Linked DNA regions of Homo sapiens: region 1 is linked to region 2. Evidence: read pairs that join two places in POLR2A ChIA-PET (ENCODE). Cell type or tissue: MCF 10A. All regions are shown on one strand. Links, peaks and the distances in the headings refer to the core of each region. The heading gives the core; the rest is flanking DNA. Region 1 overlaps DAAM1 (dishevelled associated activator of morphogenesis 1). Region 2 overlaps DAAM1 (dishevelled associated activator of morphogenesis 1).

Evidence for each region. Peaks named below come from ENCODE experiments on the same cell type or tissue, not always from the same donor. Only the 100,000 strongest peaks of a DNase experiment are listed, where the experiment ranks them.
Region 1: POLR2A ChIA-PET joins it to region 2 with 15 read pairs; 3 of 35 experiments call an interaction of 5 or more read pairs at or near these places.

Annotation. Positions count from the first base shown.
Region 1 is chr14:59,358,876-59,363,275 of GRCh38, reverse strand. DAAM1 (dishevelled associated activator of morphogenesis 1) reads right to left here. Exons shown (of 25, transcript NM_001270520.2): 21 at 3,772-3,879; 22 at 2,414-2,474. Among named protein-coding and RNA genes, the nearest start is that of GPR135, 100 kb to the left of the region's middle. In MCF 10A, for the core only: no CTCF peak of the experiment used is centred there; DNase peaks (open chromatin) are centred at 1,615 and 1,915.
Region 2 is chr14:59,273,901-59,278,300 of GRCh38, reverse strand. The region is part of intron 2 of DAAM1 (dishevelled associated activator of morphogenesis 1); the gene reads right to left. Among named protein-coding and RNA genes, the nearest start is that of DAAM1, 87 kb to the right of the region's middle. In MCF 10A, for the core only: no CTCF peak of the experiment used is centred there; a DNase peak (open chromatin) is centred at 2,400.

The sequences.
Region 1 (4,400 bases), core at 282-4,281, 85 kb before region 2:
AATATTCCATGCTTAGAATTGTGGTGCCTTGATTTTTTTCTTTCCCTCTCAGCCAAGTCTATTTACTTCTTAAACTGTGGGATATGGGTAGTAGAATTTTGGCTGTAGCATTTGGCACCATAATGTACCATTTTTCTCTTGTCCATACCATATTGGTTTTTGTGAACAGGCCTGTAGGGGAATTAGTCTCTTGTTAATTATCCATATTTCCATTATCACAGCAATGAACGCAGATGATTCAAATCTAATGTTAATGGTTAATTTAATCATTGCCAGATGCACATTCTTATTTAAAGTTCACAACATCCCTATGAGTGAGGGATCACTATTCCCATTATACAAACATATAAATTAAGGTTTGGAGGGCTATATTACTTGCCCTGAAGTAGTGCTGACCAGTGACAGAGCCAGAATTTGAACTCAGGCCTGCCTGACTCCAGAGTCTTGGTAATAACTATGTTGTATACCAATTGACTTAAACTGGATTCTCCCTTATTTTCTTGCATTGGCAGAGATCTTCACAAGCAGGAGCGTAGTCATCACAGTTTATCAGTTCTGACTCAGCTCTACCACTGATTTGGTTCTTAACCATGGCATGTTGCTCTGGGCCTCAGTTTATTGATTTTTTTTTTTTTTTTTGTAAGAGGGCAACATCCACATCATCACTACACTCAAATGAAATAACGGAAGTGAAAACTCATCAATTATGGAGCTGGCACTGATTGGAAGAAATTGCCATGATTCCAGTACTTTAGCTTGGAAAGTGAGTGTATCTGTGTTCAGTGTGGGGACGGGAAAGGCATTTGAAAGTGTTTCATTAATGTATAATTTCATAAATATTCATCTTTGATACCTTCAAACAATATAATTAATTTGTGTAAAGCACAATTAGAACACATATATATTTGGCCAGGCGAAGCTCTGCCCCCACTATTTTCTTACAATACTACGTCACCTCCAAGGGTAGGGGAGGCTTCTATAGCCCCTCTCCTATAAAAAGTGTGATGCAGTGTATATGACCCAAGGGATAGAGTGATTTCAGCAAAACTATCCTTTAATAAAGCAACAACACAAAATTTCCCCAGAAGCCTCCACCCCAGGCCTTGCTCTGACCTGGCTCAGAAGCAGGGGTCAGAGCCAGGCTTTAGGGCCATCATAATGACCATGGACCCTCTGGGGCTGGGAGAAAAAGTTCAATCAGTAGAATTTTTTTTTTAATACTGCCCCCTACTCCCTACATTAAAAAAAAAAAAAAAGGAAAAAAACCTCACATGCTCCTTAATTTATTGAAAAAAAAATTAGACATTGTGACTTTAATTTTTATTAGAGGTATGTCTTTAATTAATTCAACTACTTTCTATGGCAGTTTTGTGATTCAAAAACGAAAAGAAGGGAGAGTCCTCACAGCATTACTGATAAATGATCTGAAGGATACTTATGAGAGGCACCTTTCCAAGCTGCCTGCAAATCCGTCTCCTTCACCCAGAGCAGGCCCAAGCTATGGCTGCTTTGAGCACAGACACCAGGGACGCTACTCTGCCAGCCTGTTCTCATCCCTGCCCCCTCTCTCGCTGGCAGCTGCATCTGCAGAGTACCCGCAGGGCACTGTGCCAACAGGCACGTTTCATCCTACCAGGTCCAGTCTGCCAGCCTGACTGGTTTTCCTTCCTCAGAGGCCTGGGCCCAGGTTGTCTTGTATGCCTGGGATAACCTCCCTCTATGCACCTAAGTTTACCCTACCCTCTTAAGCCATAGCTCAAACAACTTCTTTTCCAAAAGAGAAGCTTCCTCCAATAGGGGCCAATTGTTCCTCATGCCTCCAAAGCACCCTCAACCCGCTGCTTCCTTAAGGCACCTCCGTAATCACTCTGCTTATCTGGATGCGGCCAGGCTGAGGGAAGTGGCTGCTCCGATTATTGCAACACCTGGAGGACAAGGATTCTGAGTCATCGTGACCCTCAGCTAGAGCATGTACTACACTGTCTGCTTAGTAAATACTCCCCAAAGGACCAAGTCAAAAACAACTGAGAAGTTCTACAGAGAAGTTCTACTGCTCTACCGAAAGTGAACACCATATATTAGCAGCACTTGGAAACTGAGAGCGTCCCTGAAGATCATCTAGCCCAGCCCACTCATCCTGATGAATCCTGCCTTACAGATAAATTGGTGGCACACTAGGTCCAGTTTCCAGTTCCTGCTGCAGTGACTTATCCACGACCCCTGCTGCCTGCAATCAAGTTGCCAGGCTGAACATAACCTGCCTTTGCTTCTTGTGGTGGTGGTTCTTATTTTTTAATCAATAAATGTTTATCCCGGGCATACCACATGCCAACACAACCCATCTGCTGAAAACCACCAGCACTAGAGATAGTGAAGAGACCAGGAATTAGAACAACAACAAAAAAATACTCACTGTCTCTACTGCTTTCAAGCCACTTCTCAAGGTACTTATTTCTTTGTCCAGCTCAGTCATGCTGTTGTAAATAGCAATGTTTTAGCAATCAACATGTGACTTACACATATTAAATATAAGATGGGTTTAAATATTTCACGCTTGGAAGTCCATCCTATTTTAATTTAAATGTTTAAAATTCCCTTCCATGCTCAGATCTCAAAGAAAGACAACAGTATTTTAAACTCATGAAATGTAGGTATAAAATTATGTTTGTTTTCTGTAGCCAGCAGGTATATTTTACAGGTTAAAAATAGAATAGAAATATCTTCCATCTGTACAAAAATATTTTATGTTTCAAACTCAAAAAAATCTCACTTCAGCAAATTACTTCATGTAGAAATAAATCTCTTGCCATACTTGGCTCCCTTTGAAAACAGAAAGAAAACAAGTTCATCTGCAATCATGTTCACATTGTACTCTGTATAATCAGTGTTCTGCTTTTCACTAAGGCCCCAATAATATGACTATTACAAGGTAATGGCTTAAGTTGCAATCAAAAATGATTTTTCTTAAAGTTGTATTAACTAGTTTTTATTTTCATCTTTTTTTTAATAGAGAAAGGTTCTTGGGCTTCTCCCATACACAACACTTTCTATTTCATGGCTTTTAAACATTAGAGATTGAAACTTAATTCTCCCAGATAATTTACAACATATAAAGAAACTCACCAATACTTCATTTAATTTCATGCCTTATTTAGTATATTTCCACCAGATTCCATGAACAGAGGGAAAAAATGAGCCTGCTCATTATACTTTTCAAATTCACTGCAAAAAGATGCAGTTTATGTTTTAAAAAAAGAGCCAAAAGAGGGAGGGAAAAACAGCAAGGAAAATTGCCTGCTTCTCAGTCTCTGAAACGTGGTGTGAAGTTTGTGGTAAAAGTTTGGCAACTTTCCATTTTATTTTTAGTTTCTTCATTTGCATAAAGAATGCTTCCCATTAAAGAGCCGCCTTGGTTTCTGGGAGTATGTGTGCATATGTGAAAATTATTGCAATGTTCTGACACTTAGGTCTTCTATTTGCTTAGCCATGCATCTTTATTTAACTAAGGTGCTCCTACCTGTATTTAAAACACCTGCCCTTTAAAAGTATGAAAGTTAAAAATTGCATGCAGTATTCCAAAGAAGCTAGAACAAACATATATTCAAAACCTTGTAATACATTTGAGTGACTTGGATGAGATTCAAACTTTATTTCATACAATGATCAGGGGAAAACAAATAGAAGGACTGACTTCATGCAGTGCAAACTACCTCAATGGCTAACACACAATCCAAGTGATTTAAGAAACTAACACTCACTGTAAGTACTTACTTTACTTTCGCAGCTTGAGGAATATCTCGCAATTCTTCATTTAGATTGAGAACACTGGGGTACTTATTTTCCACAATAGTGATGAGATAGTGCAAAAGGGTAATGTTTCTACAATTGAAGAAGGGAAGAGTATTAAACATTCAAATTATTTTCATTTAAACTACATAAATATATGAATAGTTAATATCTGCATATGATTTATATGCTCAAATGGTAGAACCCACAATAATGCTATATTACCTGCATTAACTTCAAAATTTGGAGGATCATGTAAGGCAGGGATTCTCAAGAGACAGGAATAATGGGAGAGCCTCCATGGGGATTGCATAGATATATGTCAAAAAGCACACAATTTCTAAAAAGAGGATAAGAATTACATTTGTGGCCCATAATGAGCATCTTTCAAAATCTGGGTAATGTGATGGGTGATCTAAGTGAATCTGAACCACTGCCAGTGGAGACAAGCTCAAGTTTACCTTCCCAGTGGATCCACCCTAAAATGGGGTGTGCCCTGCAGGTTTATAACTAGTAGGCTTGGGTGGAGTGGAGTGGGGTGGGGTGGAGAGTGAGGGATGTTTATTCCACCGAAAAGGGCAGCTATTCTTAAGTCTAAAGTACAGAGCAGCAAC
Region 2 (4,400 bases), core at 163-4,162:
TGAGCCAGGTTCACCCGCAGCAGATGATCTTCCTCCTGACATTTCATCTCAAGGTCAATAGTAGGCTAACACTACCTCGTGATGCCTATGTCATTCACCTCACTTCATCTGATCACACAGGCATTTTATCATTTCACATCATCACCAAAAGAAGGGTGAGTACAGTAAGATATTTTAAGAGAGGAGGAGACCACATTCACATTAACATTTATTACAACCTATTGTTATAACTGTTCTATTTTATTATTAGTTATTGTTGTGAATCCCTTACTATGCCTAATTTATAAAGTTTAACATAGATATATATGTATAGGAAAAAAACATAGTATATATAGCGTTCAGTACTATCTGTGGTTTCAGGCATCCACAGGGGAGGGGAGGGTTTTAGATGGGCCATATCCCCTGCTGGTAAGGGAGGACTACTGTACCAGATCATCTGTGAGTTAACAGCCAGGTTTTTCACTATGATTACAAACAGATGTAATTACTCAAACCCCAGGAAGCACCCTAGTTGAGTATAGAATCTAAATCTTACTACATCTTAGACTTGGGTGGCCGAGCTCCTTTCATTGGTCAGAGAATTTTTTTTTCATGTTATTCTCTATGGATAGAGTTTTAAAAGTCAAAGGAAAATGATTAAGCAAGAGATAAAAGGAGAAACCTTTGCATCAAGCATCATGCCTCTCCAGAGAAAGTTTTAGTTTCTCAAAAACTAAAACCAACAGATTAAAAGGCTCTTCTTCTTGGAGATGATATTAATTATACTTTTATATATTTATATATTTTACATATTTATAATATTTTGGAGAAAAGATTTTTTTTTATTATTAAGAAGAAAGGACCTCTGAGGGAAGCCCAGCTGTGGGAACTAAAGTTCTAGGCTTCATCCGTAACAAAGTGCATTATTAAGCCCCACTTCTAAGAGATTCTGTACAAAGAAACCTTACCAATTCCACACTGTAGAATAAGCAGGCAGTTCTGTAGAGAAACCTACATAAATCAGAAAACAATTGGCATGCTACAAATCAATCGAAGGAAATGGATTCATTTGCTAGATAAAGCAAGGGAAGGAATTTTGAAATAATATACAATAAGGGTCTTGAATGAGTTGAAAGACTAACACTTTGGAAGAAAAAGCTCTTTTCAGAGATTTTAGCTAAACTGAAATATGGGATCATTTATAAAACCTCTAAAGCAATATCTAAAGCATTTATTATTTGAAAATCTACCTAATCAATAGATTTCAATGAGATAAAATACAAGTTTTTGGCTAATAAGAGAAGTCACTAAGAAATTCAGGATATCTATTTCTAATGAGTTAACTAACTCTTTACATACATACAAATATATATTTAGATAAGGTCTGAGGACATTCAAATAATGATTGAGGTGGGGGAATGGGCAGGAGGACTAAGAAAAACGAGAGAAAGAAGCTAAGACAGGCCCTTGAGGTTAGCCTGCCAATCAACTCGCTATTTGTATGTGATTGTGTTTGGGGGTTTTGTTTTTTGTTTTCTTTTGTTTTGCTTTTTAATGGTCCTTGATAAGGTACCTGTCCATCTGACTCAATGTACAGAGTTCACAGAATTACCAACCATTTTCTTACTCAGACAAGTCTAACTTTTATTTTTCAAATTAGATACCTCAGATATTTGTCCAGAATAAACAGCCCCAATTCACCTATCCTAACTCCACCCAGAAAGGGTTTCCCACAAGCCCAGCAGGCTGCAAGCCTTCAGTTCATCTCAAGGATACACTCAACATTAGCAGTGCCTTTTCTGAGTTTAACCCTCTCCTCCCACCCCACAACTCAACACTACCAGAAATAAGTTAAGCCCCTGGAGAGGCACCTAAGCAGACCTCAAGTCACATGACATGGTGATAGTACAACATCAAGGGGAAGAAGCTGTGACCTAAAGACACATGACATGGTGATAATAAGTACAACATCAAGAGGAAGAAGCTAATGGCAGATTGAAGGGTGATGCTTTGGCAGCAAATAAACAGAAAACATTTTTATAAAATGCATGGAGAAAATGTACTATTAAGCTATGATAATTCATTAAATATATAAACATCCAGCCCCATTACAGCAAATGACCATCTCATCTGGGAATCATGAATTGCCAAAGAAGCACTTAAAATTTAACTGCAATGACTCTGAGAATAATATTTTAGTATGATGGTGGTTAGAAATCTGAAAGCTAGGTAAGATTTTTGTCAGTTTCCATAGAGGTGCATTCAGTGAATTATTACCTGCTCCCAACCAGTCAGGAAAAACATAAATGGAAAACAAGAGAGAGCTTTAAGCCCTAAAAGGGATTGGTAAACACAGAGAACAAACCTTGGAGGTTTTCAGCCTGTAAAATTTCTGCCAATATTCTTAGTCATTACATGAAATACCACAATATGACTCACCACCACCTACACAGTAATATTCTCTGTGTCTGATAGACATGTTTTCATTTGATACATAAAAATAAGAAGTGAGAAACACCACAAGCAAAGGCTGACTAATAGAAATAATTTCTAGTTTCTTACTACCAATGGTTAAGTGTTTTTTACACTATTTCCTTTTTTCTCTTAATAGCAAGCAATGCAGACTATATTCAGTTGGCTAGACAAAGTCTGCAGCTAAACACATAGGCTTTTTATTCAGCTTTTTTACCGTTAAACTAGAAACTCATTAGAGTGACTTCAAGTTTTAATAGTCTGCATCACCAACAGTTTTCCGGTAATCTAAAATAAGCTTTTTTCTAAACATGTTAGAATCATCTCCAAATATCCACCCAAATTTCCAGTATTTACACCTATAATCTAGTACAACTTCAGTTGACAAGTCTTACTAGATAAATTTTTTTTTTAACTTTTAAGTTCGGGGTACACGTGCAGGTTTGTTGTATAGGTAAACTTGTATTACACGGTTTGTTGTACAGATGATTTCATCACCCAGCTATTAAACCTAGTACCCACAGTTATTTTTTCTGATCCTCTCCCTCCTCCCACCCTTCACCCTCTGACAGGCCCCATTGCCTGTTGTTCTTGAAAGAGAGAATTTCTAAGCATGTTTTCCTAATTGAATGGAAGTACTTCATCTCCGGGGATACAGCACCAGCTGTAAAGTGACAGACAAGAAAGGTACCCTAAGTCCCTGTGGGCAACCAACCATGAAGCCAAGTTCCACACATGGCCACCTCCTTCGATAGCACCAGCACTGCTCTTGCCAGCCCAGGCCCCTCCCACACCCTCAAGAGGATTGTTTGGCTGCTTGTCTGACACTTTAAAGCTTTAATTGGGTCAAAAGACAATCTAGCAGAATAAGTCTTCCCACATTGGAGCTATTTATTTCACCACGTAATATACAGTACAGAGACTTTTAAAGAGAAAGAATATTTCTTAAACATTGTCACCCTTATCCTTTTAATCTGCTAACTTTCATGCCAACCACTTTGGTGTCCCCATTGTAACTAACATTTTAATGAGAAGAAAGAGTAAAACAGGATGACAGCAGGTGGATAGGGTGCAGGCAGAGTATAAGAATCAGCCCAAACTTATCACCACTATGAGAATATTAAAATACAAACCCAACTGCTGCAGGATTCCACAGTTATTAATTCATGCATGCATGCATACATTCACTCAAATACTTATTGTGCATCTCATGTGTAATGCTTCAGTAATTAGTTATACATCCATTCACTCAAGCCACAAACATTCATTGAGCACCTACTCTGGACCAAGCACTGCCCTAGGCCCCCAGGATCCTAAGTGTGAGAAAGTCAGATATAACACCTGAGCCATTCTGCTCTCTGAAGGTGCAAAGGTGCATATATATAGTGGATTAACACAATGAGTTATTCATATGAGAAAAAACTCAAACTATCTGACTGTTGAAAAGATGGCAAAAGATTCTGACTTTTCCTTCTACATCGAAGAAAAGCCTATTTTTCCTGAAAACAATTCATATTTATGTTATATATACATAACATAAATATATATACATGTCATATATATATTCTGAGTTTTTAATTATTTGGTTTAATTTAGTTCTTAAATATTGCACTGAGTAATGAAATAAACAGCTAGCTGCTTTTGGATCTTGCCAACAAATTCATTTAAAACTGAACACAAGAAAAAATACTGCAACTTTTTCAGGAATCTGGTTTGCCAAGGAACAAAAATTCTAGCTCTTCACCCATAAGCCCGAAAATCATAACTAAAAGATATAGCTGGTCACTGAGCTCTTGTAACACGCACCAAGAACAGCTTGAAATTCCAGAGGAATTCTGGGAATTGAAGGTTGGAGTGGGGAAGATTCCAGACACAGCGAGTAAAAATATTCAAGGACTGTTCAGACCTGAAAAACACCATCCATGGTATTGAGCAATTACCTCCCAAAG